2 separate regions of the Mus musculus genome follow, and region 1 is linked to region 2. Evidence: chromatin loops called from intact Hi-C (ENCODE). Cell type or tissue: left cerebral cortex. All regions are shown on one strand. Each heading gives the region's core, and the rest is flanking DNA. Links, peaks and the distances in the headings are about the cores only. Region 1 holds the start of Gucy1b1 (guanylate cyclase 1, soluble, beta 1). Region 2 holds the start of Gucy1a1 (guanylate cyclase 1, soluble, alpha 1).

Region 1 (15,903 bases), core at 8,535-11,034, 69 kb before region 2:
CCTCTATTTCCCACAGAGCTACAGCAGTTGAAGAAGCAAACTGTGAAGGCCACATGGGAGGAAGAAAGAATGTCCAGGGGAAGAGGTGAGAGGAGAAGCAAGGCAAAGAGGAGGCAGAGGAAAAGTGCAGGGGAGAGGCAAGAGGTACAATGACCAACTCAGAAGTCTCCATTCTGTGTAGAAGAAAGCAAGTGTGCACTTTATTGATTTGCCAGTAAAACTTATGAATTGTAAATGGTAAAAGCAAGAAATCTTCTTTTATGTGACTTAGAATAGTGGTTACATTTTCAAATGGGAACAAAATGATAACAGAATCATATGTTCACTGCCACAGTAATGCATTATAGATAGGTGCCATATTTGCCCTAGAACAATTCATTTTCAGCTCACTCTTGCTGATTGATAGTAGTTGCAATGTAAGCCCATTTTTCATATCTAGTAGTTACTTCCAAAAATGGGGAGTGGGTAGTTTTATCAGAATGGTGTTCGGTGGGTTGGCTGAAATGTTTGCCTGCTAAATATATGCATGCACACTTTAAAACAAGGGAAGGGATTACTCAAATCTACTTTCCATAAATTTCTACATATTATACTATAAAAGCGAGCTGTCCAATAAAACTGTACAAGAACATACTTCATGTTTCATATTAAGAATATTTTATATGTCTTAAAGAAAAAAAAAATCAGATATATAAAGTGTCCAAAATGGTCAAGCAGCGTTTCTCACAATTCTGTTTCAAGAGCTTCTTCTTGATGTCGTGTATGAACAACAAAATGATTGACTCCACATCCTACCCTAAGCTGCTGCTACTGTTCAGTTGCCCAGCAAGTAGACTCCAGGCACATTCTGGTAAGGTAAAGGTGCTTCCCACAGAGGTCTCAAAACAAAGGTGAGCTCCAACCAATTCCACACTTGTCAGACCATCCAACATCCCCAAGTTCTACTGATCCTGGAGCCTTACTGGTGCACACAGATTTAGTCTGTATAATAAATTCTAGGAATGCCCAGAAGAGAGGGAGGGAAGTATATTAAACACTGAGCTGTATCTAGTCATTATGAAAATTAAAATGTTCCATTAGAAGCCACAGACAATAATCATAGGCCCCATTGAAACTGCATGTGGATTTTTTTTTGTAAGTAGCAGGGAAAATAGCTGCCATATTTTCATTATCTAATTACAAGGATTTTAATGAGTCTCTGAACACCCATGGTGAGATTCCAGTGTAAAGAATTTCACCAAAGGAGTGACAGACCCTTTACGTCTAGAGTCACATTCCATTTCATACCTTAATTGAAGGTGGTTTTCCATAAGTTAACCTGTCATTCATCCATGCTTCAGTAAATGACAAATGGGTCTCAATTTTAAGCAAAATAATACCATCATTTTTGGCATATTGGGAGCAGAGACTGTTGTGGTTGTTCTCACAGTGACTATCCTGACATGGGAGATGCATCACAGCAATGGCTGCCACTCTGAAAGTCACTCACATATATCTTAAATAGGGACTTTCTACAGTCTTTTCAAACAGATGAATCCATCAACCCTGCCTGTGGAGCACTTGATGTCATAGTTCCTCTCAAAGCAAGCAATCTGTTCAAAATTTAGAAGAGTTTGCTTTTCTTCAACACAATTGATGGTTGGTAAACAAAAACACCTTCCAAACATTGTAATCACAATCATTGTACATGTGCCAGAACATTCCAGGAAAGCAAATAGGAATACAGAAGACACGAGCCCACATGTAGATGGTTAGAGTCCTGGTTAAATCAGTCCATGCTAGAAAGCAGAGTTCAGGTTCTTGTTGGGAGAAAACCCATGCTGGGATAATTAGCAGTCTGTCACAGTCCTTACTCTGTGAATAGCTATGTGTTTAAGGAGGTTGTTTAATGTTCCCTCTTCTCTCAATTTGTAATGTGACAATAAGGAATGAATATGACAATTTAGGGATGTTATGAGTGGGAAGCATTGGGGCACGGTAGATCCATATATAAAAACAATAATCAACATAAATGAGATAGAGCATTCAAGGAATGGCATTATCTCAAACCTAACTGCAGCCTGACATGTATTTCTCTACAGTCCAGCTTTGACCAGCATCCTACAAATTAAGTATCTAGATACACACACACACACACACACACACACACACACACACAGAGAGAGAGAGAGAGAGAGAGAGAGAGAGAGAGAGAGAGAGAGAGAGAGAGAGAGGATAAATATGTGTTATTCACATATTCTCTATTTTATTCAATTAATACTGTAAAACAATTCATAGACATATGTATGTATCATTTTCATGGAGAAAGAGAGAAATACAGACAGGTGTGTGAAAGGGTTTTCTCTAAGAATAGTAAAAAGGCCAGATCCTAGTGAGGTGGGTCAGATATTAAATGAATCATTTCAAGCATAATTATCAACTAACTCATGTACTAGAAAGGGAAGGTACCATGCTGGACTGGACACATAAGATGGTTCCTTTAACAGCTCTCACTGTGCTATATCAAAGCTGAGAAGGAGATATTTACGGAACCAAGAGGGGATATGGGAAAAAGGAGCCCTAACTGGGACCATGTGTACCAAACTCTAAACCTCAGCATGATTGAGTAGCTGAGATCAGTCCGCAAGGAGAGATGCTCAGGATAAATGGGATAATGCATATTGACCTTAGCCTCAATTGCACTGTCATACTTAGATCTTACCATCATTGACATAGTTTATGAAGAAAAAAGGTCTTATATTTTTCTAGATACAAGTAATAATAACAGCAGTGTTCTCCTACTGTTTCTTCTTCAGTGCTTAAAGAAGCAAAACAGTGAACACAAAAGCTGCAAGACTTCAAGTCTGCACTGTCGCTAGGGAACTGAACTGGAGATTCTTCTTTATAGTACTCATTTCCTTAAGTGTGCTTTCCTGTAGACATCTGCGTAGCATCAACCCCTAACGATCCCCTTCCAACATGTTAGACAGAAACATTTGCCAGGTCCCCGATTCTAGAGAAAAAAAATGGAATACAAAGGACATCGCTCTTGCAAACAGCAGCCATGTTTAGTTAATGTTTGCTGCCATCAAATCTTGACTTAGTAGGAAAGTCTTTCTGGTTTCTCTTATAGTCCTCATTGCAATGTACAAAAACACACCAAGCTAATATGGTTCTGGTATACATTTAACACACAACAAAGAAGAATATTGGGCAATGAACACTTCCCAAGAGCAGCCAGAGGGTTGCTGCAGATCATAAAACAAACCAATCAAAACAATGCTATGGTCTGCCTTACCATACAAGAACCATGTTGTTCCCAAAGTGGTCTGGGTTCTAGAAGACCCAGTTCAGACAGCTCACCAGCAGCTGTGTGAGGTGGTTCACAATTAGGCATTCAGTTCCCTAGCATCAAGCAAATATACATTCTGAGTCTTCCTCTGGCTTTCATGTTAACTTGGAAGATTTTACTACAGAAAAATGTCTCATTCCTAACCCAGAGCTTATTTATTTAATTTATTTATATTTTATATAAATTTCTTTATATAATTTTGTTTAATTTTTTGCATGGGTTGTTTTGAGTAATAAAATAAATATTTTATATTTATATTAGATAACTCTCTTTGGAAAATACTTGTAGGAGCTTGAAGCCTGGTATCAGAGGAGTGGTCCCTTCCTACTCATAATGCTCTTGACAGACAGTCATTTAATTTCTTCAAAATGCAACTTCATAGTGGAAAAAAGAAACACAACAATGGCAAACACACTGAGCTTGAAAGTCATTTCCTTCTTCCAATGGATGTTACAGGTCTCAGCTGAAAATACATACAAAGGAAACAACTCTAGAAGGTGAAAATACCTTTATAATATGAAGTGTCATCCATATTAAAAAACGCATAGGCTTTTTCCTACTTGAACTGTGGTATAGAGATATGTAGAAATATAACTCATTCCATCATGAATGTAAAAAAGCAGAAGGGATTAGGGTCTGGGGAGTGGCTTAAAGAATCGCAATGTAGATGGTATAGTGAAATAATCATTTTCTAATAATCTGTACAATGTGGAGTATGAGCCCATGACAGACATGGCAAGAGGGTTGTTTTAGAGTAGGGCAAGAGAAGATGATAAGGACCAAGGGGAAAGAAGAAAGGCCAGGAGATAATTCAAAACCAATTAGAGCAGCCAGTGCATGAATGGGATGAGAGAAATGAGAAATGACCTGAGGCCTTACACCAGAAGATAGGAAACGCTTAGGTGGAAACAGCATGCAGACACAACTGTTCTTAGTGTTTTGTTTGGGTGTGAGGTGCTAAAGCAAGCTCTCTAGCATCCATCACACCCCTAGACCCAGGCTGCCTTTACTCAAAAGGAGCTTCACATCTTTCAGGTGTGCTGCGGAAGAAAGATGACGAAAAGCCCAGTTACCAGGGAGAATTGGAAAACAATAGTCACTGTTTCTTCCAAAGCTATTTAAGAACCACATTAAGCATTTTTCAGACAATATTGTATGTACTGCAACAACCTAACACATTAACTTTTTTACACATATAACTGAGACTTGGAAAGTTTAGGCAGGTTAGGGAGCCATGTAATTTTCTTTTCTTTCTTTCTTTCTTTCTTTCTTTCTTTCTTTCTTTCTTTCTTTCTTTCTTTCTTTCTTAAAGAATGCTTGTTTGGACCCTAATATTCATTCCTAATTAGCAAATTATACTATATATATATATGAGTTTCAAAGAGGAAGATCAGTACATGCTATCTAACAGTCAAGTCATTTCCTTATTTGAGTGACAGAGAAATTTTATAAAAAATGAGTAAGACTAAAAATATCCTCATATCACAGACTTTTCAAGACAAGAATGACATCATTTGCTTTTCTACCCTCAGTGCCTGAAGTACTAAACTATGTTCACTAAAGATAAGCTTGACAATAGACGAAAGAGAAGGAGGACTAATGAATTAAGTATGTAGCAAATTGACAAAAGCCCTACAAAACATATTGACTGACAGCAAATTGACAACAGAATCTAGTAATTAACAAAGCTATTACATCATTATAGAACTTACAGTTTTCAGGCCAGCATTTACATCTAATTGCTTATCTCTAATTTCTCAGAAAAATCAGGCACAAAGTAACCAATACTTTGTCCTGCTTACGGGTAGGCAAAGAAGTAGTTTTCTGAAAGGGGTGCATGTGTGTGTGTGTGTGTGAGTGTGTGTGTGTGTGTGTGTGTGTGTGTGTGTATGTGTGTATGTGTGTGTGAGTGTGTGTATGTGTGTGTATGTGTGTGTGTGAGAGTGTGTATATGTGTGTGTGCATGTGTGTATGTGTGTGTGAGTGTGTGTGTATGTGTGTGTGTGAGAGTGTGTGTGTATGTGTGTGTGTTTGTGTGTGTGAGTGTGTGTGAGTGTGTGTGTGTGGTGTTTTGGTATTGGCTCCTACCACTGAGCTACATCTTCAGCTGTCACTTGTTTTCAATAGACTTTTAACCATCTTAGAATTTCCAGCCTTTTGAATCCAGCTTTAGAATACATATAAATTCCAAGGTAGGCAAAGAATCTCAGAGCTCACTGACACAATACAATTACCACATCAACCAGGGCTGACACCAGGATAATAGAGAAAGGCCTATCAAGCCTTTAGATTGTATCTAATATACATAAAATCTGATTACATTTTCTAAATGGATGATAGATATTTTTTCTCATCACTTAGGAATCAGCTTCTTAAGAGGATCATCTGAAGATTCAAAATTTGCAAAGCAAGATCTGAGGCAACTTCTTGCCCTCTTATGTTATTGTGTAGATCAGAAGTGGGTGGGGATGTTGGATCCAGATGTTGCCTAGTATAAGAGCTTACAATGCTTACATGTTTATACTGTTGCATTTGAGTAGTTATGCATATACATTCACAATGCCTGGTCTCCAGACTTGGGCACAGACACTAAATCCTTTCTGTCTTTCTTTTTAAGAGAAGGTTCCTGAGCGATTTTTCTTTGTCCTGAGAAGAAGAGACACCATGCTTGTGAAGTGGTGATGCTATTGGTCATAGTCTGTGCAGACCCTGAGTTTACAAGGAGATATTTTCTGCTCTTAGTCATCTAGAATTTTCTGTCTGGAACCTGACACTTAGAGTTTTATTTGTCATTTAATGTTTTGCTTCCTTTCTCATAAAGAATGAATGCCCACTTCTTATTAAACTTCAAAAATATTACAAAACATCCTATAGTTATTTATAGTTTTTCACAAATTATAAAGGAAGACAAAAAAGGTTGTCTTCCTTCTTAGAATTTAGTTTGATAAAATGGTAACTTCCACATCCTGACCTCTTTTTTTATCGGATGCAGCAGTGCCCTGTGGATAATACAAGTGTGGATAACACAGATGGGGAAAAAGGATAAAAAGTTCTCTCATATATTGTTTTCCATAAGAAGTTAAAACGGAAAGCATCTTGGGCCAATAGCTGCAGAAATGCTCTGGGCTGGGCTGGAAGGGGAGGAGACACCTTCATGACAGCACCCTTAGCAGTTACATCTCCCTCATCCTTAGTGGACATTTGCTGATTAGGCAAACGCTCTTCCAGGAGGCATTCAACAACCTGTTGGGAAACTAGGCAGGGTAGCAAGGAACAGTTTTAATCCTCTAGATCCAGAGACCCAAGCCAGACTCCCCAGCAATATACAAAACTGCACCCATGCCAACAATAAAAGATGCCTTCCTAAAAAGAGAAAACAAGCAACCAGGTAGCCAACACTGGTTCTATTTCTCTATTACAAGGGCACTGTCCTTACAAGTAATTGCAGAGAAAACCACCCATGTGACCTTGCTCGTAATTATTAGCACTCGATCAACCTAAGAATCGTGCTCAGTGGTACTTCTTCTCATGGTGAGAGCACGTGATTGTGGTCCAGACACATGAGAGGCAAGGACAGGAAGACAGGAAGAACAAGGCTAAACTCATCTGCATGGTAATTTCCACACATCCAAAGCTACATAACAGGAACTGGTCTCATCTCCTCTCTGTCTCTACCTCTACCTCTCCCTCCCTCCCTCTGTGTGTGTATGTGTATGTGTATGTATGTATGTATGTATGTATGTGTGTGTGTGTATGTATGTATATATGTATGTATGTACGTACAAATTACTTGAAGTAATGTGTATTATTTTCAGCCACCATTTGAAAGTTATCATCAGTAAAATGTATTTATTTTTAGATTATAATCACCATGAACAAATCCCTTGACAATTTAATTTTAAAGATAAACATGTTGGTATTCTTTAAATCCTAAACATATCTGTTGTTATAGTTCATCCATCATGAACTTTGGGGATTTCCGTTTTAAAGATGAGAGGTTAATGTCTGGGGGATGTGGATGCTGCCTTTGTGCAGTCACAGAGTGGCTTACAGACATCCCCATGCTTGGTTGCCCTGGAAGGGCTTGTTCTCGGTGTCTGCCTTTCCTATACTGTCTCCAGAGAAAATGACAATTATGAAGGAAAAGAATAAAGTTGAAAGAAAATTGCAAACACAAAGCAGCCTTCCTTCTTAGAATTTACTTTGAAAAAATGATAACTTCCACATCCTGACCTCTTTTTTATCGGATGCAGCAGTGCCCTGTGGATAATACAAGTGTGGATAACACAGATGGCTTATGGAATGTGAATTAAAGCTCAAACACAAGAGAGCTGGAGGGAGATGCTGGGTTTTAACGCTTAAATTATAGACCTGGTCATTTCTATGGAAACAGATACACACAGAAAATCACCATCCTCTTACTACATAATGAGGCATGTTGAAATTGATTGCTTATAAAAAGGTGCTGAGAAAAATAGCAAGGACGAATGTGCATCGGTGGGTGCAGGAACTCAACAAATAATAGAAACCTGTTCCCCTCTGTCCTTCTCTAATCCCCACCAACGCTACCCAGACAGAACGTGGTAATTCCAGTGTGTGACTGTACTATAGTTGGTAGTGGCACTCAGATATACAGGAGTTAAATCCAAGTTTCAACAAGAGAGAGGGGGAAAGATAAGTCTGTTAGATTGCAATGCTCCGCTAGGCTTGATGATGCATTTCTCTAAAACCTGCACTAGGAGAGGGCAGAAGATTGGCAGTTCCAGGACAGCCTACGCTGTGTGTAGGGAGATCCCGTCTCAAAAACATAAAGGCCAGACATAAAGTTCAGTGGCATTGTGTTTGCCTGTCAAGGACAAGGTTCTGGCTTCAATCCCCAATAAACCTCCTCCTTAGACCTACAGAAAGCTTAAGAGATGCCTTGGGCCTTAAAATCTCAGATAAGTCTATTTTCTCGTCTTATCTGAGTACCAGACTCAAAGCTCTACAGAAACTAGGATGCCCTGCTAGGGTTGCCAGAAGAAAACACAGCAAAGCAAGGGTGATTTGGGCAAGTTAAAGGGAAAATGTCCCTTTATTACATATCGGTTTCTCATGACTTACTGGAGAAATAATCTTTGAGTGTACTATACCATAACCAAATGATTTAACCATATTACGTGTTCCTGGTGTGCAAATCGCAAAAGAAAGCGAATCTTCTGTTCATTTCCTGCCTCTGATCCTAAGACCTTGCAGAGGCCCAGGAAGCCCCCAGGTCCCCTTGCATGGGAGCTAGCCAACCCTCTGAACCTGGCCTGGGAGTCACAGTGCTCTGCCTGTCTGGGTGTTCCCACGCTCAGTCCGGGTGAAGAGGCCGCAGCGACCCCAAGGGGCTTGATCACGCGGCCACGCCCCGGCCTACCCTCCTCTCCTGGTCCCGGCTTCGGAGCGTGGGAGAGGAGACCGGAGGATGCGCACCACGACCCTGCTGGGAGCAGCCAGGGAAGCGGGCGGGCGCGGGCTCGGTGCCAACGCGCGGCCCTGGGAGCGGGGCTGTTCACTTACTTGATGTCTTCCCACACCTCGGGACCATAATTGCGGATCACCAGCAGCTCCAGGGCATGGTTCACGAAACCGTACTGAAGGGCAGAGAGAGAGACCGTGGTCAAGGACCCGCGCCTTGCAACCCGGTCTTCCACCCGGTGCCTCTGACCTGTCATTCGCCTTCAGGATAAGCTTTCGGGTACCCTATTCTAAAAGGGGGGACTCTGCGGGATCTTTGAATTCTCGTCGTCCCTTTCCCCTCCCCCATCTTCTTACCCCTGCTCACCTGTCACCGTGGTGCAACAGGGGTAGCTCAGGAACCTGAGCCCTGAGCTTCCCACACCACCCTGCCCGTGGAACCCAGAATCCCCAGAAGTTGGAGGCTGGGGTTGAGTGGTGGGGACCCAACCAGACCCAGAGACTCGGAGCACTCCAGCAGATCATATGTCCCCACCTCCCACCAAAAGCGCTGTTCCTCGCGGCCCTCCGCTCTGTGTGCCCTGGGGCTTGTTTCTGCATCTCAGCCAGCTCTCTAGCCAGTCAAGGTCCACCCGCTCAGGTGTGATGTTCCGCTGACCATCCTGACAGCACTCACCATGGTGTCCGCGCCCGGAGCCTAGGAAGCAGCTTCCAGGCAAGAGTACCGCGGAAGGGACCCAGACAGCGACTACAGCGGCGACAGTGCTCCCAGACCAGCACAGAGCTGAAGCTAGGGCATCAGTCTCGGCCAACTCTGATTGCCACCTCTTCTCAGCCAATGACGAGTGGAGCCGCAGGAGGCTGGGCGCTGTTTCTTCCCATATCTTAGCCAATCAGTGACAGAGGAGGGAATTCAGATGGGCTCAGAGCTACTGTGCTCAAACATTTTCCCGCCCCAGTCTGGTGACAAGTCATTTCTTTTGAGGCCTTAAGGCAGATAGAACAGAACCAGCTGTGCTCCTTCCAGCATGGATGGGGTATTGTCATTGTCATCCTCGTACATCTGTTCTAATGTCCTAGAGCTTGGGCGTGTGTGTGTGTGTGTGTGTGTGTGTGTGTGTGTGTGTGTGTGCGCGCGCGCGCGCCCAGTGTTGATTAACATCGTCATGTTTTTTGTAGTTATGCACATAAACATTTCCTCTGTTGCTTTACCTAGCAACAGCTGGCAAACATAGCTAATCCTACAAAATTAACATTTTTACTTTTAGTCAATTAAGTTAATAATCAAGTGCACAAACTAAGATGTTTTGTAATATACAAGAGGTTTAGCAACTGCATTAGACTTTTTGCCATTGAGACAAAATACCTGACATTAACCAGCAGAATTCATGTTTTTGCCTGTGGTTTTTAGAGATCCATCGTTTTTTGTTTTTGTTTTCGCTTTTTTTTTTGTCTCCGTTGCTTTGGGGCGTGTGGAACAGCCCAACTCCATGGTGGCTGAGAGAATGGCCGAGGCTGTTTAGTTCATTACAGAGACACACAGGTGGGCCCAGTAGAGGCTTACAGTTCCCAAGGACACCCACAGTGGTCTACTTACAAACTCCAAAAAGGCTTCCAGAAGTTTCCAAACTGGTATTTCCCAGCTGGGGAATATGCTCTCAAGTACCTTCTCGGAGGATAGATACTTCATGTATCTTCTTGGAGGATAGATACTTCATGTGCAAACATAATTGTGAGCAAAACGTTAAGCCATCTTGTCTGTGAACTTTACAGGACAGGCCATATTACAACCCAGGAGTTAGAATTCCAGAAGTTTTAGATTTGTCTTGTATTTCTGTTTTGTCTGTTTGTCTGTCTGTCCATCAGTCCACCCACCCACCCACCCATCCATCCATCCATCCATCCATCCATCCAAGGGCCCATTACAAATGTGTGAACATTTCATCCCTCTCCAGTATGTCTTTCTCCCTCCCTCCCTCCTTCCCTCCTTCCCTTTCTCCTTCCCTCTTTCTTTCTTTCTTTCTTTCTTTCTTTCTTTCTTTCTTTCTTTCTTTCTTTCTCTCTTCCTTCCTTCCTCCCCCTCTCTCTCTTTCTCTCTTCCTTCCTCTCTCTCTCTCTCTCTCTCTCTCTCTCTCTCTCTCTCTCTCTCTCCTCTTTCTTACTTTCAAGCTGTCCCTTCTGTAAGTATGCACTCATCCATAGTCCCAAAACTCATTGGTTCTCCAAGGTGGACAGTGATGTAATCATTACTCATCTGTCCTGGCTTCTCACTCTAAAGACAGTAGAAATATTCACTGTGTCTCCTCAAGAAAAGTTTTCTACACAACACCTACTGAACCTTTTGATTCCACAATTGTTGGAATCAAAAGGTTCCAACACATATCCATACACATACATATGCTACCTTTGTCTCTTCTCCTATGACAAGCAGAGTAGAGTACCTGCACTGTCTCTGTGGGCGTTGTACAGTGGTATGTGCCCTACACTATGCTTAGACAGAAAAGAGGGAGAGAAAAGCATTTCTTTAGGCATGAAAACCACTAAAAATTCACTTGGAAAAGATGTGAGGGGAGCATTCAGACTCTCCTTCCTTCTTTACACCCTCCTTCCTTTCCTCCCTCCTTCTTTACACCCTCCTTCCTTTCCTCCAGCTCCTGTGTCTATCTCTCTAATTTGAATGTCCGTTCTCATTTTTAATTCAATTGTCTTTTGCACGTATTGTCTCTGTCAGCACATACTTGTACTTGTAAATGGCTTAAGTTGTTTGTTTTCTGACCCCTCCCTCTCCCTCCCCCTCCCCCCCCCACTCTCTCTCTGAATTTACAGGCACATTTTGTTCACTAGCCCTTTACTAATTTTTATTCCATTCACAAGATACCACAAAGCACATGATTCTGAGAACCAAGAGAGTTCTCAACAGCCATACAGAGCCCCAAAAGGGTGACCACACTTGTGTGACCACCAACCTCAGTGACACTACTGTTGACTGAGGAGCACAGAAGCGAGACTATGAAAGTAAGTAACTTATGTCTTACTCACAGAAACATTATGCTGCATCCTTCTCTGTAAGTTCCAAGCTGAGGAGAATCAGTTAAAGGGGGGTGGGGGAGGTAGGAACTTAGGAATAGACTTGGATGACCTCAAAGCCAACACTGTTTGCTGATCAGTCTGTTGGATGAAAATAAACAGGAAGTAAAGAGTGGCTTTTAGGAATGTCAGCTGGAGGGGCTCATATTTTCAGCTAATAGAAACAATTTTTGGGAGGTTTAAAAATTGATAATAATGAGATTTATAAAAATAATTTTATGGTGGGGGGTTCTGCCCCACTCTAGCCAGAATAAAAGACACAATATCTTAGTTATTGTCTTACTGCTGTGAAGAGACACCATGACCAAGACAACTCTTAAATGACATTTAATTGGAGTAGACCTATAGGTTCAGAGGTCCAGTCCATTATCATAAAGGTGGGAGCATGGCAGTGTCCAGGCATAGATGGCGAACTACGAGCTGAGAATTCTATCTCTTCATCTGAGGGCAGCTTGGAGAAGATTGGCTTCCAGGCAGCTAGATTGAGGGTTTTAAAGCCCAAGCCCACAGTGGCACATCAACTACAACAAGCCTGCACCTCCAAATAGGGCCACTCTATCGGCTAGGCATACTCAAGCCTCCACACACAGAAATCCAGTGTTTTTATTAACGAGCTGTAAGCCTAAACTGGGCAGAGTGTGAGCTACTCTATCCTATATCCCAGCTATATGCCCTATGTTACTTGCCAAGTGAGTCTTGCTCTGTTGGCTCTGCTCCATGTATATCCTCGGGGAAATTTTCTATTGGTCACATGCTCATGGTCTATCCTGCCTCACTGCCACTTCCTCCTTCCCTTCCCTTTTCCCTTCTCCTCATGGCTCCAAGCTGAGATTCTGTCCCCCACTCAATCTCAAGTCCCACCTTCCTCTTCCTCATGCCCAGTCACAGGCTCTAGCCTATTTCTTACCCAATCAGAGATTACTGGGGAGCATTCTTTGTAGCTCATTGGTCCTTACAATGCCCATGTCCAGACTGCAACCTGATCTTGAGGTACAGAACTCAGCATCTGAATTCAAAGTGCACAAGAGCAATCCTAACGGGGACTATTGTGTGCAAGGCTTTTCAAATCAATATGAGAGTAACAAGCCTTCTGGAGAGCATAGGGGCCGGGCGTGGTGGCACATGCCTTTAATCCCAGCACTCGGGAGGCAGTACCCTCAGACCTGTGCATGTGCTTTACGAATGATAACACTTTTCTCTTTTTTTCCTGTAATGCAGTCAGGGTTTGAAGAGCAGCATGTTGTCATTTGAACCAGGACTTAGAGGATGACTTGCTTCAATTCACATGCTTCTTTAACTGGCAAAGTCCAAAACCAAATTATTATTATTATTTCTTTGAGCTCCTGGTACCAGCATTACATAGGTATGCAATATTCATATCTCTTCTTACAAATCATGCTAAAATTCACCCAAAACTTAATGCAAGGATTTCAGGATGCTTTGAACAAAGAGGAATTCTGATTCAAAATGATAGCTTCCCATGTGGTTTTATATAAAAGGAAAATAAAAATCAAATTACTTAGATTCTTAAGAAAGAACACATGTATAGTACTATTAACTGGGTCCAAAATGGGAACAAAATGCCTGGATGGGTCATGGACCCTAGTATTATTATTCTGCTAAATAAAAACAGCATTAAGACATTTTCGAATGACTTCTTGCAATATCTCTCAACCATCATCAGAAAAACTTTTCGTGTAGTAGATGGTGAATAACATGGAGGGAGAACCATGATGGATCAGCAAACAAAGAATAAGAGTCTGGGGAATGCTCAGCCCTAAATGGGCTACATCATCATCACATACCCTTTCCCCACAGCTCAAGAGACCTTGAAGAAACTTTGCTTGGGTTTAGCACAGGCTCCTGTTTAACTAGCTTTCTTATACAGCCCAGTACTACTCACCGAGGGAATTGCACTCTTCAGAGTGGGCATGGATCTCCTAAATCAATTAAAATCAAGACAACCTCTCTTGAACATGTCCATTGGTCATTCTGATTTGAACAATACCTCAATTGAGACTCTATTCTGTGGTAAGTAGGCTCTATCTATCAGTCACTGAAGCTAACCAGAACAATCAGTTGGTCATTTTTCTTAACAATTCATGGATGATCAAAAGAAAAATTGTTCTGGAAAATTTTCCTAAGTATCAAGCATTTATTTATTGATTGTATGTCATTAGTTAGTAATTGATTAAGCAAAAGGCCACAAACTAAAGAACACCATTTTGTGTCAAAACTTGAAAGGAGATCCTGAATCTTCTAAGTTCATTTGTGTAGTTCCTTGTAAATTCCACTTTTTTCAAAAAATCTTTATTACATAATTTAGAACTACTTTGCTGCCTGTCAGTTGGCTGTCCATATTTGATGATGCCCTCACCCTCTACCATCATCTGGTGATGCCGAATCACCTGGCCAGTCTTTAAGAATTCTGATGTCAGCAATTTCATTGAAATGAGACACAATTGTATTGAATACAAACAATAGCATTCTTCCAAAAAATGCCCTTTGAACAAGAAGTCATTTAGAACTCATCCTAAAAGATTGTTAGCTGTGAATTTTGGTATCGCTATATTATAGTTCCTCTATGTGCCAAAGGATATCTAACTGCAAAATGGGAAGAGAAAACCCTAAGGCAGTTTACCCACATGCAAAGGACTGTGAACGATGCTGCTCTTGGGAGCATCAGCACACAGTTGAAAAGTGTGAGACAACATGATACTCAGTTAAAAGCAAATTTTGCTCCTAAAATTCTTAGCAGGTGACAAAGTGACAGTATCCATCACCTCCTCTTGTATACATCAGGTAAAAGTTATTTTCCTTTTCTCACCTCATACCAGGGGAGTAAGACTGGCATGTGAATAAAGTCATCTAGTGACACATTGGAGAGCACTGACTCAAACCCAGGCTTCTTTCCTTACAGTAAGCTGTCCTTTGTATGTTAGGATCAACAGCCAATGTTTGTTACTGTACCCACATGGCTATAAAGAGTTGAGAAGGGAATTAACTGCAATTGTCTATGTAAGTTTGAAAGATTCATGGTCAACTCTCTATGCTTCACTTAATGTCTCTAAAAAATTAAGGCTCTGTAAATGGGATTCTTATATCCATTTTTTCATGGTGTTCTTGAGATGAAGTAGTATATATGAAAGGACTGTGTATATGGTATGATAATGTACATCTGATGTTCTATTTTATCATATCACTGACTGAATTCATTGGCTATTAAACATTCTCCATGAGAGAGAAATTCATGAAGGAGACAAGAGAATGATATTCACAGAAGTCCTGCTCTTTGGCAACTGTGAATCTTATGAAACACTAATTTCTTCTTCTAACATAAGGAAATCAAGGGTATTCAATGTAACAATATTTTAAAGGACATATAGTGCTTTACATGTAGCAAACTCTTATCAATTGGGAGCTTCATAATCCATTTAAGTATTGTGTTTGTTAAAAATACAAATAATTCTTATTCACACATGTTCCATTTGAGTTAAAAACAATGCACTTAAACCTCATACCAGCATTACAGCGTACATAAGCCGGATTCATCATCCCTTCCCTTATTCTCGATGGAGCTCAAGAAGCAGTAGCCAATGTCAACAGAACAGTGGGCCCAGATGTGTGTGATTCCATTAATCCATGTGAAACAAAGTTAGTCCACTCTGGGGTCTGTCTTAATTCATTATCTTCTAAATTAAATGAATTCAGCTTGTGGAGCAGCTCTTATTTATTTTGTCTTTGGAATTGATTTCTTTCAGTTTTATTCTTGCCAAGAGACTATTTAAAATGCCCATGAATAATTGATCTTTAAGAGCAGACTCACTCTTTAGGTGTCCCGTGGAAGTCAGTGGTTTCTTCCATCTGAATGAACATTAAAACTGACTTCCAGGAAGAAAAGAGTTACTCACATGTAAAAACAGCAGAGTTGACAGAACTGAGTCACCAGTACTGAGCTAGCACTTATAGGAGAGAGAATAAGATCCTATCTTGTCAAAAGTCTATACACTCATCTCCACAGCCTATGAAGTTATCAAATGACA
Region 2 (15,903 bases), core at 7,710-10,209:
GAAGACAATTGCTAGGCAGCACCAAAATGAAGCTACTTTTCTGATCACCTTCCTTCTGTGCATGCATGGAGTTGTTCCCCACCACACCGCATCAGAGTCTGCCTTCCTTACCTATGCCCCACACGTTGGCTCATTCATTCATTTTTGTTCATTAACTTTCCTTTAATTTTAACAGTCTCTGCCCACATGTAATGTTCTTGATTGAAGTCAGCTGGCAATTGCTCCAAGGCAAGCAAAACAGTGCTGGATAAAAGTTTTTCTGTGAAGTCTAGAGGCACATTCGAAAAGACATCATCAACCCAAAGGAACTTATGGCTAAGGGCAGGACCTGGAGGACAGAAACTGGATGAAGGGTAGTACCCCATATTGGGACTTGCTCTTGGCCATGCCTACAAGTGAGCTGAAGGCGGTAAGAGGTTTAAGTCAAATGGAACCTGTAGTCTTATGATGGAGGAAGATGAGGAAAAGAATAGTTAAGAAGATTTGCATTTCAAGTAAGATGCAAACTCGATCAGAAAATACCACCCCTCTCTCCCAAACACTACAGAATGTTTAACATAAGGCAACACATCTTGGGCATAACAATTACTCTAAAGCCATTCACTAGAAGAAGACTCAGAAATAGATGCTGTGCCACATTCAATTACTACTTGGCATCCAAGAGGGCAAGGAGGAATGCCAGCTATAATTAGTGACTGCATATCTTTCAAGACATTTTAAAGTGTCTTAAAGAATTCTGCTCTATGTCAATCACATTTACAAACATATACAGCCAATCTGGTGTAAAAATACCTTGTTTTGAGTTAGTTATAGTGGAATGTCCTAGCACTTGAGAGGCAGAGTCTTGAGTTCAAGACAGCTTGGGTTACAGAATGAACTGGGGGCTAACCTAGGCAACTTGGTGGTGCTCTGTCTCCAATGAGCACAGAACAAAAGGGATATTGTGTAGGAAGACCTAAATTTTGTAATCTCCAGTGCTGATCAATTTATTGCGTCTATCCAAATCTCCTTCCCTGCCATGTGTACCACCTTCTAAATACTTTACACAAGCAGATACTTTTATGAAGTGTCCTGATAACAAATGCACAGATTCACAGATTACCTCTGCCAATGAAATATTGAAGTCTCTTTATCAGTGCTATAGGAACTCAATCCTATAATCCCTTTGTTGATAGGGAAACATTTTAAGAGATTTCTCAGATTCTTGAAATCATAAATACTCTCAGACCAAAGTTATGCATGCTGTTATTTTTACTATCTATACATATATCTATGATAACATTTGACTTCTAAATTGAACAGAGCAAGAGATGGGAAATATTATGCTATAATAAACTATATAATAATACATTGCCATAGAAGTTATAGAAAACTTAAGGATTGTTTATTTCTCAAATCTTCTATTTAATATTTTCAGAAATAAGATCTACAGAAATCAAAACCAAGGGTAAGAAGACTATTCTAATATATATTTAACTGCTTCTAAGAAAGCATTTCTGAAGCTGCATTTCGGTGACTGACAACCAAGACTAAGCACTTAACAATTTCTCTCTCTCTCTCTCTCTCTCTCTCTCTCTCTCTCTCTCTGTGTGTGTGTGTGTGTGTGTGTGTGTGTGTGTGTGTGTGTGTGTGTGTGTGTGTGTGTGTGTTTAGACTAGAAAAATAAGCATCCTTAACCCAATCATGCAGAATTCAAGCCGAGGAATTTTACTACTACGAAGACACAGCATCAGACAAGGCTTGAATGTTTGCCTCCCACCACTTAGTCCTTGCATGATGGTATGCATGCTTAGGGCTCTTTAGGATCCTTCATGAATGAAAGCTTTGCTGTCTATGACCATTTCTTACAGCCTCGTAAGAGGACTGAAACAGAATGTAAAGATACCAGACAATATTATGATTAATTGCCAAATTAAATTTAGAACTGTGAAGACTAGAAATGATTTATGAATGTGTAATCAAAACTGATATGTACACCTTAACACCCATCCCCCAACTTTATAAAAGCATGGTATAGTTCAACATTACCTAATGAAGCAAATACTCTGCCTAGCATCCTGGTCTTGTGATCTAATCCCTTCTTATCTTGAGTGCCTTGCACAAACGTACTCCGAGATAATCTCATGGCTCCAAGCCTCACAAATCACCCCACACATTTCACTGTGCGCTTATGAGACATTCAGCACTTCTCCTTAAGTGTCTGTGCAGAAAATGAGGGCTTAGGCTAACATCTCCTACCCAAATCATCCTAATGAGGAAAAGACAATTCCAAATACAATTATAATATAGTAAGAGAACATACAGGGAAAGTACAGGGTGTTGTGAAAATGTGTAACAAGACATGCAATTCAGAATTGGACAACAGGAAAGCTGAAACTGTAAAGCAGAAAACGATGTGGCTCTTCCAAAATTAGAGGAAAAAGAAGAAAGGAGGAGGAGGAGGAGGAGGAGGAGGAGGAGGAGGAGGAGGAAGAGAAGGAGAAGGAGAAGGAGAAGGAGAAGGAGAAGGAGAAGGAGAAGGAGAAGGAGAAGGAGAAGGAGAAGGAGAAGGAGAAGGAGAAGGAGAAGGAGAAGGAGAAGGAGAAGGAGAAGGAGAAGGAGAAGGAGAAGAAGAAGAAGAAGAAGAAGAAGAAGAAGAAGAAGAAGAAGAAGAAGAAGAAGAAGAAGAAGAAGAAGAAGAAGAAAAGAGGAAGAAACCAACAACACCAGGACAGAGTAAGCAGAAATGCTCTGTCCTAAGGAAGAGGTTCCACCAGGCAGTTATACACAGTTGTAGCTACTCTAAGGACTGAGACTTGAGTTAGGGCCAGGCCAGTCAGAGTAAGACTTTGCCTCAAAAGAAAATGAGCTGTGATTTGCAAAATGCCTGGGCTACTCTCATGCCCACTCGCTTGCTCCCTGTAGTGCCTCTTGCTTAGTCCTCTGCCTGGCACGTACTCCCCAGTATGCTAAAATATAAGCGTGGAATCCAATCCCCTGGCCTTGTCCTGGTTTGTCCTTGGAACTTGTTCCTCAGTTTTTCCACTGCGGAGCTGTCTCCCTTCTCAGTTCTTCAGAACCCATTAAAACTGCCACACACATATCAAGCTGCTCGTTAAGGGCTGACATGTGTAATTTCGAGACTATTTCTTGCTTTCACTAGCTGCCATGTGCAGACTTTAAATTCCTTCCAATCAAGGACTGTGTCATCAACGTGGTTGTGTCTCCCCAGTGACAAGAATAATCTGTAATAAACTTTATTGAGTGAAGAACAAAAGAGCGGCTGGTCTGCTAAGAAGGGCATCGTAAATTACAAAGCATGAAACGAACCGAAGCTTTTGAAACTTACAATAACAAAAATTGTCTTTTGATTCCTGTTACTGGTGGCTAGATAAAGCAGTAATGATGGCGTTTTTATTAGATGTGGGAAGTGTTCTGCTTTCAAGGAGACAAAGAAGGTCAAATTGTACTGCATCCGCAGACAGTCTGTGTGACTCTAGACTCGGTGTCATGGATGTTAATATTGAGACAAAAGGTAGGATAAGAATTATATCATTTCAGTTTTACAATGCGATAAAACCTTCTAAGTGAGTTTAAGTCCAAAGAAAGGGAAAAAATATACTACAGAGTACCAACAGAATTTGTGGGGGAGATAATGTAATTGACCATATATTTGATACATTGATAGTGAACTTGCCAATGTATTTTAAAAATTACAATGGTGGTGCATTTGGGTGGGGTAAGTGTGATCATAATACTCTGGAAGCTGAGGCAGGAGGATCATGAGTGCTAGGTCACTAGTTCTGATACAGTGAGCTCTATCAGAAGACTTTCAACATGAGAGTGTGTTCCACTGACTCTCACCAGAGAGCTCAACACTAACACCACACATGATTACAAAATGATTCTTAAAAACATACCATCAGCCAGGCGGTGGTTGGTGGTACACACCTTTAATCCCAGCACTTGGGAGGTAGAGACAGGCGGATTTCTGAGTTCCAGTACAGCCTGGTCTACAAAGTGAGTTCCAGGACAGCCAGGGCTATATAGAGAAACCCTGTCTCAAAAAACCAAAAAACCAAAAAAAAAAAAAAAAAAAAAAAACTATCTAAGCAGTGAAATGTGACATGTTGGTTACAGCTCATTATAATTGAACCCAGTGTTACTGCTGTTGGTTTTTCATAAAGTTACTTATTATCAATCTGCCAAAAATGGAAATAGATTCCAGTCAGAAATATGACCAGGTAAACTCTTGGAATATTCAAATTAAAACTAAGAAAAGAAAGAAACCTGCAAGAATGCCTTGTAAGAGGATCAATTCACTGATGACCCTGAAACAGAAAGAAGTGTCTGGGACCACGTTGATGGTCTCTCCTACTCTTAATTCTACAGCTAGTGGGATAAACTATATACTGCTAAAATTTGTTCATGCATTTATGGAGAGAAATGTTCAATCTATATTATCAAATTGGAATACAAAGAGACTCTGACATTTCTTTTGAGTTACCAAAGAAAAACCCATTCAAATGAGCCTTACAATAGTTTGTCAAAAGTGACCTCAATCTTTCTACCTGGAATTAGGAAATATTATTACCAGCTAAGAATAAAGTTAAATATAGTTGTGCTAAGTGGCTAAGTCTGCATTTTAATTCCTAAATTAAACCAGGTATATGAGCAACCCACCTCTAATACAAGCCCTAGGTATTTCAAAGCAGGAGCATTGAAAGTTCAAGGCCATAGTGAGTCCAAATCAGGCAGCCAGACATAAACTTGGGGGAAAGTAATGCATTTGTAAAAGAATATGCAAAAGAGATGTGGGAATCAGTGCTATAGTAAGAATGTGAAATGAAAAATGAAAGAGAGAGAAGAACAAAGTAAAAAGGAGAGGAAGGAAGAAAGGAAAGGAAAGAGAAATGGAGACAGATGCGCGGATTTACAATACAGCATCCAGTGGAGATGAACCAGTGCACCTGACAGCATTACCACAGTCTTCACATGTGTGTGTGCTCAGCGGTGAGAGCTATACTGACTGTGAAGCCAAAAGTCCATTCAATGGAGAAATTTCCCTATAGTGAATAGCGCCCCCCATCAATATGCATAAAATCTCTGAATATTATCTCAGAAATTACAAGGTCTGTTACATGTAAAAGAATTTTACTCAAAAAGCAAAAGTAAATAAATACTAAAAACTAAGCAATATGTCATTTGGTGCAAGAAAACAGTCTTTATGTTCAAAACTGGCCTATCAAAGAAAGACCAACTCAAAGGAGCCTTACAATAATTTGTAAAAGGTGAACTCAATATTTCTAATTGAAATTAAGAAATATGATCACTTTACTAATAATAAAGACTGAGGGTTATCTGAATAAACTAAAAAAATTGATAAAAATCTAGAACGTATACTGTGTGTAGATGATAGGTACATAATAAATCAAGAAGAAAATCTAACTTCACAGCCTTGTCAGTGTTTAAAAAAAAAAATCAATGATACCCATTAAGTATCCATTGATCTAAAGGCAAAGCAGGTCAGCTGGTGGTAGAGGCAGCTGAATTACTCCTCTAGCTTCAGCCACAGCAAGGAAGGCTTTAAAACAGACATTTCAAGGAAGTTGACAGTGTCTTTTGGATCTTTGGGTAAAGATTTGGGAGTGGAACAAAGTTGAAATTGTAGTCTAATTTTGGGCTGGTAAAAATAGAAAACCTTTAAAAAGAGGAGAAGAATGGGAAAGAAAGATATAAAGTAGTTTTAAGTTAGGAAAGTTTTTGAAAGGACAGGAGGATTTGCTCAAAAAGGATGATGGATCTTTTAAGGGTTTGTTTTTGTTGTTGTTGAGGCTTAAAGTGTTGAGAACCACAGGAGACTCCGAACTTGATGGTCCTTTAAGAGAGTAGAGGAGGCGAAGATCAAGGCTAAATATAGACCAATCACATTAGTAGATGCTGAGTGAAGCCCTGACCACATAGGAAGACTGGAAAGCAGCCTGCAAAGCCTCTGTTCGTCTGGATTAAAAGGAAGAGGAAGTGCTCAGAAGGTCAATGCATGCATAGTGGAGGTGGGTAACAGGCATGATGGTTGAGAGTGCAATTGGTGACAGAAATCGTAGATCAGGTGGTTCTGAACAAGCAGAAGAGTCTATGTAAAAGCACGGAAGGACACGGGCACAGCCGTGCTCTGAGCAATCCACCCAAGTGTTCCCTAAACAAGCACTGTGCTCTGCATGCTGTTCTTGAATAATATAACCTTAGGCACGAGACACAAAATACCTTAACACAGGACCAGCAAATCATAGCTCTAGACACCTACTGTGTGCCATGCAAGTTTTTGTGAATCCAATGATAGAGAGCTAGGGTTGGTTAGAGATGCAGATATTGAAACAGACATCTCCGGTGTCATGTAACAAAACAGAAAGGGTTACAAAGCTAAGGTGGCCTCAGAGTGAAAGTGGGAGTTTACCTACCCTGCTTTCAACCATCCTCTCTTGTTGACTTCTTGCTAATCCTTACTATGTAGGAGTAGTGGGTAAGTGAGTCAGAGCTAGCTTCCATTTTATAGAAAGAAAGGTCTGGTTTAACAAACGATTAATACTAGGTAGAAAACATGCCAGGCAAGGAAGCTTAAAAACCACAGGCACAGGCTAGAGGAAGTGTAAGCCTGCTGACCTAGACTCACAGCAGAGGGGGGAAAATATATATTATATATAATAAAGTACTTCCAAGATATAGTGAAGAAAGATAAAAGAATAAGAAAGCTCATGCGATGGCTCAGTAGGCAAAGGTTCTTGACACAACAGCTGAGGTTGTGAACTTGATCCCTAGACTCACATAATAGATGACCAGGTACCGGAAAGATATCCTCTGGCTTCCACATGTATGCCATGGTATGAACATACCCATACATGCACATGCCTATGTACATGCACACACCCACAAAATAGATAAATGAAAATCAGAATTATAATGAAGAGGAGGAATCAGGTAGGATACAGGATGGACAAGAAAGCAGCTCAGCCTCCACTAAGTTGAGTGATTCAAAAATATAGGTGTGACAGCTAAAGAAACTGCTGCCCAGTCATTCAGCAGAGGCTAGACCTAGGCAGCCTGGAAAGAACAATCGCTGTCACTATGGATGGCTCGAATGAGAGACAATCCCTTCTACAAATGTGCAGAAACAACCCATAGGATGCCCGAGGAAAGTCCCTCGGGTGAATAGCTCTAATCAAGTGGCATAAAAATAGTTCCATAAAAGTTGGATATCCTCCCAAAGCAAAGGAAAACAAGCAATTTCCCTGAGCATCTGACACTGAAAGTAATTCTAAAACACCATTTACTACAATTCTCCCTGCCCCCATCAATAATAGAGTTTGTTTTGTTTTGTCCAAATATTACTCTACCTTTCCGTTTCCTCTCACTTAAGGAGACTCATTCTTAAAGCTAATTATTTGGTGTTTATTTCTTAAAAATTCACTAGAGACTTGGAAGAACGTATCCTGCTATCTTAAACTAACTTATAGACAAAGTCAATATTCTCCCCTCCCCTAGACACACACTAAGTAGTGCTAGCAAATGTAAATAAGAGAAGTCATGTTTCTTTCATGGTTTCTGATACAATCCAGTGTTACATGATTTTAACTGTTCAATAAAAGATGTTTCTTAAGCCTGAAAATATCTATGACAAATTATTGAAATTTTAATCCTCTAAGTATTCTACTGATCTATTACTCATAACAGCATAATTTAGTGTCATCATTTAAGCTTGTAGGGAAGTCTACACATTAAAACAACTTTTCAGAATGTCTTGAAACAAGATTTCCTAATAAGCCATAGTTATGAGACACTGGCACTAAGTACTGTGAATTGTTTCCCATTTCTGGATATAAACCATAATTCCATATTTCTTTTCTCATGCTCAAATGGCAGAAGATACCTGAACATATACAATGAGGTCTTCATGAGGCTGTTTCTGTGTCATGCATTGCGAGACACCATAGTAAGCAAAACTACTTTATATTTCAGTGAGAAAAATGTATTTTTATTTTCTGTCTTAAACTGGAACGATCTTACTGTGCAGGTAGAAACAAAATCTACCCATCGACGCACCACACACTTCTATTAAGTAAACATCACAGCACTAAGCTTGCTAAGCGATACATTTAATACTTTATTTATGAGTCTATTTCCTATTAATTTTCTTCTTTTATTGGTTTATTCAGTATACAAAGCATGGGATTTCATTGTGGCCTTTTTGTGTATATGTATGTGTATAGTATACAGTGTTCAGAGTTGCCCACTGCCCTCCCCATCCTGTGGGTCTTCTCTTTCCTTAAAATGGTTTCTCCTTGTGTTTTCACATTGTACAGATCCAGTTGTTCTCTTTGTCTCCACTCCTCTTCTCTTTGGCTCCCTCCTTCCCTCCCTTCTCACAGTCATTTCATTCATACACATATAGAACTCTAGACTGCATATGAGAATGTCTGTTATGTCTTACGGCTGTCCACTGCCATTCATTTCTATGAAAACATCATAATTCTATTCCACTCTATGGAGGAACAAATGTGTAACTACCCAGCATGCACACATCCCGCATGATCTTCATCCATTCACTTGTTGCTAGGCACTGGAACGGCTCCATATCTTGGCTACTGGGTCTAGTAATTATCTCAGCAGTGGGCTGACACAAACTCTTTCCTGTATATACCTGAAGGAGTAGAGCTCAATCATGTGGTATTTCTATTTTTAGGTATGTTGAGGAACCTCCATTCTGACATCCACAGTAGCTTCCCAAGTTTACATTTTCCCAGGTAGTGTATACAGTTTCCTCACCCTCCTGCTCCTCACCAGCATTTGAAATGTTTAGCTATTGTATGTAGCACAACCCTTGAAGTCTTCTGCTAGTCTGCATCCACACCCTTTTGTACAGAGGCTAAGATTCGGACCAGAAAATGTTCAGCTTATCGGTGTTAACTTCTGTCGTTATTTTGCTGTGGGGTTCTAAATGCCAGTACTGCAGCGGAGTTTTTTCCATCTCCCTAAAAGTGCAACAGCTCAAATATTTGAGTATAGTTTCTGAGACTACAAGACTCCTCAAATAAATACATGGACCAGACCATTTAATAATCGGTAAAGGCCAAGTACTAGAGTTGCTTCAGAACTCCAGTTTCATGTCATCGTCCTTTGCCACCCTTGATCACTGCTACCTGACATGATACTTCCTGAAGGGGGACAACAGTCTAGGAAAAACAACAGATTGCTCTTTCTTTCATTATGAACAAAAACTCAAAACTGCTCATCTTGAAGTGTCTCCGAGAGCATGCAATAGAAAAGGTGAGCAGGGCTCCGACTAAGCCTGGCACTAGTCCGAATATAGACAAGAATTATTTTGGAACCGATGACCCTAAAAAACCATTATGATAATTTAAATGTAGGTAATCTATCTTCCTCTAAACCATGCAATATGTTGGAAATCAAGAGGCATCTAATCACTTCTGAGAGCGAGCTGGCAGCCATTTGATTTACCTCAGAAAATGTAAAGTGCTTTTTAAATGCAAAACGAAGGAATAACTCCCAGAAAGCAAAAGAAAGGCTCAGGAAACCCATACCCTGGAATCATGTGACCACACTGGGATGCAGCCCCTCACACAAAACTCACTTAGAGATAACACTGTGGACCCAGGACAGGCTGTCAACTCAGATAGGCCCGGGAGAATGTTGTGATGCCTGGCCATTACCTTCCAATGCATCTCAGTCAATAATAAGAGAAAAGCAGCTTAGAAGCAGTCACACTCACATACCCTTTGTGCAGGCACACTTTGCTCTGGTCCCAGCAGTGGCTGGAACTTTGCAGTTTGTATACTCTGGGGCTTTGAGCAGCTCCTCCATCCTCGGAGGAAAGCCCGCATGAGGGCCACAAGCTGGACTCTTAGGTCCTGGCGTCCTTGAATTGCTCCCGAGTGAAGGATGCCACCCAGCTGCCCAGGGCTGGCGGCCTTGCGTGGGAGACAGTCGCCCACGCCTCGCACGTTCCCACTGCGGGACCACAGAGCTCAGCCATAGCTGCTCCCTGACCGCTATCCCTCCCGGGAGTCCCTTCCTCGCTTCTCCCCAGCGTGGGAACAGTGATCTTGCTTCCCAGGGGTGAACGAGATCAGGGGAGGGTGTGGGAAAGGATTTAGCCAAGACTTGGTAGAGGGCTGTATGCACAGGGAGTCCCGGCCGGCCAGCGAGGGCACCGCTATCACTTACTTAGTGATATCCAGACCTGGGGACCGCAACCTCCTGGAGCTGCCACCCAGCAGAGCACAGCCGCACTAGATCACAGATGAAGGGCGGTGGCGCTGGTGATGGACTGAGAGGTGACACTGGAGTCGCACCTGTCGGTCCCGAGCGGGTTCACCCAGGGCACTCAAGGCCACACAGAGCACATCATGGTTAACCTGCGCTAGTGGCGCGGAGGGACCCACGAAACACCCCCAGAGCTGGTTCCCACCGTGCTGTAGTCACTTCTCGCCTTTGTTTTTCCCTGCCATGACCCAAAGAATTCTAGTCTGTCTCTTCCCTGCCGCACAGGACTTCTTCCCACGTCTCAGTACCGTGCCTCGTCCCCTTCTCCAGTCCCCAAACAGTAGAAAAGCAAACAGCTGAGCGAACCCACCATGATGCGATCACAGGAGGCCAGGGGCATCGGGCCAAAGGTGTCTTTGCTCCGCTGGCTCCCCAGGCTGTGCACTGCTGCTCTTCGCCTTGGGGTCCGGTCCGGCTGGCAGGCACTGGAGGAGGGCTGCCTAGAAGGCGGTGTGTGAGAAACCCGCGGCTCTGAGTCCCTCCCACTTCTCCCAGGCTCAGCTAGAGAACTGAGTCTGCTCCCGCCCAGTCGCCATCCTCCAAACCACCAAAGGCAGACACACACACACACACACACACACACACACACACACACACACACACACACACACACACACATAGCAGGGAAGGGGACAAGGAAGAGAAAAAAAGAGACTCTAAGAAAAGTTGAAAAGTTGGCACATTAAAACTAAAAACATTTTCTCTAGTACAAGCTGGTGCAGAACCACTGTAGTTTCCTGAATCTGAAACCTGGTGGGGAACTTTCTTTCTCCTTGGGTGGCTTTGGTGGCCTGGCTTTTAGGTTTGAGGCTACTCTACTCATTTCAAAGGTAATTTTGTGGTCACAAGAATATTTTTTTTTTTTTGAGTAAGGTCTTGCCTCTATTTGGTTCACTACACTCAGCCCTATTTGCTGTTAATGCATGTGTGTGTGCATAACTGTTCTTTTATTTTTAAATCATTGTTCATACACACATATGTGTACACACAAAAATGCACACACACACACACACACACACACACACACTTACTCCTGGTGTCTTTTTAATCCTCCAAGTCCAAGAAGTCTAAGACAAAAAGTTATCTTGACATATCTACTTTCGACTCATCATCGACTCTGGTCTCACTGAGGAGGCCCCACTCATATGAGAAACGTTTTGTCCAGTGAAAACAACCATAAGAATTGTCCTAAAGAATGGATGGGAGTAGACAGAAACAGAATTAGCCAGAAATGCCAAGACAGCTACAGGAACCAGGGAAACTTTGGCCTTAAGATGGAACCAAACCTCGTAGGTCCTTTGCTGGTTCTGTTTTGGGTTTTGTTGTTATTTTCTTGTCATTTCCAAAGCTTCTCTTACTCCCAGAGCAATTCATGAACTTCTCTTAGTTCAGCAGGAAAAGTGAAATCTATTCTCAGACCATGAACGTAAGGCCCAAAAGGAAACAAAAACAAAGGGACTCATAATGTAAAGCAGCCAGCCCTATCAGTTTTAAAGTAAATAAAACATGACAGAAACATTCATGTGGGGGGGGGGGCATCCCTCTGACAGATAAAATGTTTCTGAAATAATGGTGTCAGTGTGGGATCTTGAAGGGCCCTTCAGTTTTGCAAGAGGATATGTGGAAGGAACTGCTTGTTGGTAGCAGAGGAGACTGAACAAAGGGCCACAGGCAGGTGGCAAGGTGGTGGTGTGGTGGCCAGGAGATAAGATGGGGTAGAAGGTAAAGGTGAGTGGAGTGCAGGAGGATGCAGAGGGCACAGGGTGCTGTCTCTGCTGTACTGTTCATGTAAGGACTCCTGAGCTACCTTTCTACACTGATGTCCCTCTTTCCCATGGTCCTTCCCTTCTGAGATAGGACGTGCTGAGCAGATAAGGGACACTTTAGTCTTACAGCATCTTCAGATCTGACACTGATATAAGGATGGCATGTAGGGGAAAGCCCATGTGTCTTCACTCTATTGAGAATAGAAAACAGAAGAAGTCTCAGGAAGACTATGGCAAGGAAGTTTTGTATAAACTGTAGGCAAAAAAAAAAAAAAAAAAAAAAAAAAAAAAAAAGGATGCGTCTGCCACATGCAGAACTCCTGAGGGAGGCCTTGGTGAGTGCTGACTTCAGGTGAGGGGGGTTGGGGCAGCTTTCAGGAATGTCAGTAATGTGGGACTAGGCTTTTTGTCAACTTTTTCTGTTCAAAGGCTTTCCTAGTAGTCAGGATTGGGAAGAGAGAAAGAGAAAAGGAAAAAAGGAATTCAACCAACCAGGTAAAGATGTGTGTGTATGGAGAGGAGGCAAGCTAGGGACAAATAGCAAAGTCATGAGAGTTTACCATAAATGTTAACAAATACAGTTTCTCAGTGCAAACCGAGCCCTCTATAACCTCCTCTCCCTTTGCAAAAATGTCAATAAGTTAAATAGACCCATTATAAGCAATAAGTACATAAAAATATATTCGACAGTGAATATACTGGAATAATTAGGAAGTTCACAGCTTCCACTGGCTATTCCAACGGCACAGAAGTTCATTGTGATGACTTTTGGCCTGGTTAAGTTTCCGCATTTTTTCCCCATAAGTTCTTAATAATGAAGTTTAATGAAAAAAATGGAATTTAAATGAATAAAGGGTCATAGAGTTGAGCAGCAAATCTGTCCTGTCCTGGGCTTTCCTGGAAGGGGAAACTTTAGTTCCAACTTCATTGTTTGTAATGGATTTGTTTATATTATTTGTATCTTCTGGCTTTAATTTTGATAGATATTATGCATTTAAACACTCATAAACTTCTAAATTTTTTTAGCTTGTGGAGGTTTATGTCTTCAGAATATCCCCTAATGGGATTCTGAATTTTATTAGGCTCTGTTACATGTACACTGTTTTCAGGTCTCATTTTGATGGGTTGTTTCTTCTTCCTTGTTTTTGACAGATTGGCTAATGGATTCTCAATCTTATTATCTTTTACAAAGAACTCTTGTCTGTTTGGTTTTGTGTGTTGTTCTTTTAGTCTCTATTTCATTCCCAATTCTATTCCTATTTCTTTGCTAATCTCTTATCTCTTGCCATCTACTGGGTTTGACATTGATTTCTTGTTGCTTTTCAAGAGCCTTGAGCTGTATCATTAAGTTGTTTGTTTGAAACTCTATCCCTCTCCCTCTCTCCTTCTCCCAGTCCCTCTCCCTTTCTTCTCCTCCTCCTTCTCCCCCCACCCCCCGCATCCCCCCCCCCCAGTGTTCTGTAGATTCCATTATCTTGTTGGTCCCTCATTTGCATTTGACTCTAGGATTTTTAAATATCCACTCTTACTTCTTGAGTGATCCACTATTTATTTTAAAATGTATCAAGTCTCCCAGGATTTCTGTGGTTTCTCTTGTTGAACCAAAAAAGCCTATGAAAGTGATTTTATCTTCAAAATAAGAATAAAATGAAAGGGAAACAAAGGGTGCAGATGAAATTACACCATGGTGCCTATGTGGATCCAGTGTAATTATACAGATCCTTATAAAAGAAAGGAGACAGGAAGATGGAGACTAAGTAAGACAGCAGGAGTGAGACTGTGGGAGAAAGGCTTCATGGATGCTTTCCAGCCTTGAGAATGGGAAGAAGCTAGAATGCTGCTGCCCCAAAAGGGATAAAGGGAAATTATTTTATCGTGGATTGTCCAAAAAAGAAAGATGCCTCCTTGTCACCCTGATTTCAGTCTCATCAGTTAGCAACTCTGACTTTTTAAAGCACTATTAGGAGTTATTTGTTATGACAACAAACAGGAAATTCACTGAGTATTTTGATAGTATGGTAGGCAGGCTGTAATTGAACAAATAAATGTCTTTGGAAATAGAAAATAGTAGAGTATGGGCAAATTTTATCTAGTCAGCTTTTGAAAAGCCTAGATTTTTGTCAATAACAGTTTCAAAAGAAATGCAAATATGAATGTTGGTAGGGATCTCAGGTAAGAATCATGGTGGAATTAAAACCTGTCAGGTTAGAGAACACATAAATATTAGGAACAGACTGTGGATAAAAAGATAAACTGAGCATTACCTGTGGATGTAGATGGCAGTGGGCGAAGTGTTAAGGGAGACTTTCTGGAAGAGCACCCCTGCTACACAGTGCTAAGACGTTTAGCCAAAGTGTATAGCATGTGGCCATAATAATGTTCCATGTTTAGCAGAGATTTCTCAGCTGAGTCTTGAAGCTTTATCCTTATATCTTCTTTCTGCATGTTGAAGCGAATGAAACAGGCAGACTGGTGCCAAGACTGTTAAGCAACATGGAACTAGAAAATTCAAAAAGTCCTCTGTGTGTGTGTGTGTGTGTGTGTGTGTGTGTGTGTGTGTGTGTGTAGGAAAAAAAGAGAGATAGAAGGAGAAAGGGTGGGAAAGATAGAAAGATATGTGAGCGAGAGAGAGGGGAGTGAGAGAGGGGGGGAGAGAGAGGGAGAGAGAGAGAAGTATTTGTGTGTGTGTGTGTGTGTGTGTGTGTGTGTGTGTGAGAGAGAGAGAGAGAGAGAGAGAGAGAGAGAGAGTAGTATTTGTATGTGATGTATGTACATGCCCAGAGAACAGAGGAGGATATTAGGTAGCTGTTTTTGATGCTGCCTACTTTATTCCCTTAAAATAAGGTCTCTAACAGAAATTGAAGCTAAATCAGTGGCCAGCAATCTCCAGTGAGAGCCCTAATCACTCATTTATATGTGGGTTCTTGGGATTTGAACTCAGGTCCTCATGGTAGATCCATAAAATATTCCTCACAAATGAAAGTTGACTAGAGATTAGCTAGAATGCCTAACAAATGGGAGGGAGAACCTGTAGAGACCATATTGAGAGGTTAAGCAAGACCCCCCCCCCCCAGTTTGGGGATGGGTTCACACACTCATTTCCAAATTTTAAACCAAGAATGGCTCCTGTCTAAAGGAAATGTGGAAGAACAAAGTGTGGAGCAGAGACTAATGGAAAGACCATCCAGAGACTGCCCTACCTGGGGATCCATCTCATATATAGACACCAAACCCCGACACTATTGCAGATACCAAGGAGTGCTTGATGACAGGAGCCTGATATAGCTGTCTCCTGAGAGTCTCTGCCAGAGCCTGACAAATACAGAGATGGATGCTCACAGACAACCATTGGATTGAGTAAGGAGACCCCAATGGAGGAGCTAGAGAAAGGATTGAAGGAGCTGAGGGGGTTTGCAACCCCATAGGAAAAGCAACAATATCAACCAACCAGTACCTCCAGAGCTCCTAGGGACTAAACCACCAACCAAAGAGTACACTTGGAGGGACCCATGGCTCCAGCTGCATATGTAGCAGAGGATAGCATTGTCTGACATCAATTGGAGGAGAGTCCTAGGGGAATGCCAGGGTGGTGAGGTGGGAGTAGGTGGGAGGGGGAGCATCCTCATAGAAGCAGGGGGAGAGGGGATGGGATGGGGCTCCTGAGGGAAAACAGGAAAAGGGGATAACATTTGAAATGTAAATACCTAAAATACCCCATAAAAAATGCTGACTAGTTTTAAAGCAAGAATTCAGCAAAGTAAGCCCATGATTTCTACGAGAAAGAATAACGAAAATCTATAAGAAGATATCTATAATTAAC

Evidence for each region. Hi-C counts contacts between places; a loop is a spot of excess contacts. Peaks named below come from ENCODE experiments on the same cell type or tissue, not always from the same donor. Only the 100,000 strongest peaks of a DNase experiment are listed, where the experiment ranks them.
Region 1: it touches region 2 in a loop (2.8-fold over the local background); 6 of 42 quality-filtered maps call a loop at or near these places.

What each region holds. Positions count from the first base shown.
Region 1 is chr3:82,065,123-82,081,025 of GRCm38, forward strand. Gucy1b1 (guanylate cyclase 1, soluble, beta 1) reads right to left here and starts at 9,589. Exons shown (of 14, transcript NM_017469.4): 1 at 9,450-9,589; 2 at 8,876-8,949. The coding sequence starts at 9,452. In left cerebral cortex, for the core only: CTCF peaks have their summits at 8,688 and 9,535; DNase peaks (open chromatin) are centred at 8,803 and 9,611; H3K4me3 peaks cover 1,098 bases; H3K27ac peaks cover 1,033 bases.
Region 2 is chr3:82,135,045-82,150,947 of GRCm38, forward strand. It overlaps Gucy1a1 (guanylate cyclase 1, soluble, alpha 1), which reads right to left and starts at 10,902. Exons shown (of 9, transcript NM_021896.6): 1 at 10,628-10,902. It overlaps Gm29921 (a long non-coding RNA gene), which reads right to left. Exons shown (of 9, transcript XR_867373.2): 7 at 14,348-14,522; 8 at 11,604-11,724; 9 at 11,354-11,505. In left cerebral cortex, for the core only: a CTCF peak has its summit at 9,183; DNase peaks (open chromatin) are centred at 8,504, 9,566, 9,757 and 10,054; H3K4me3 peaks cover 2,311 bases; H3K27ac peaks cover 1,132 bases.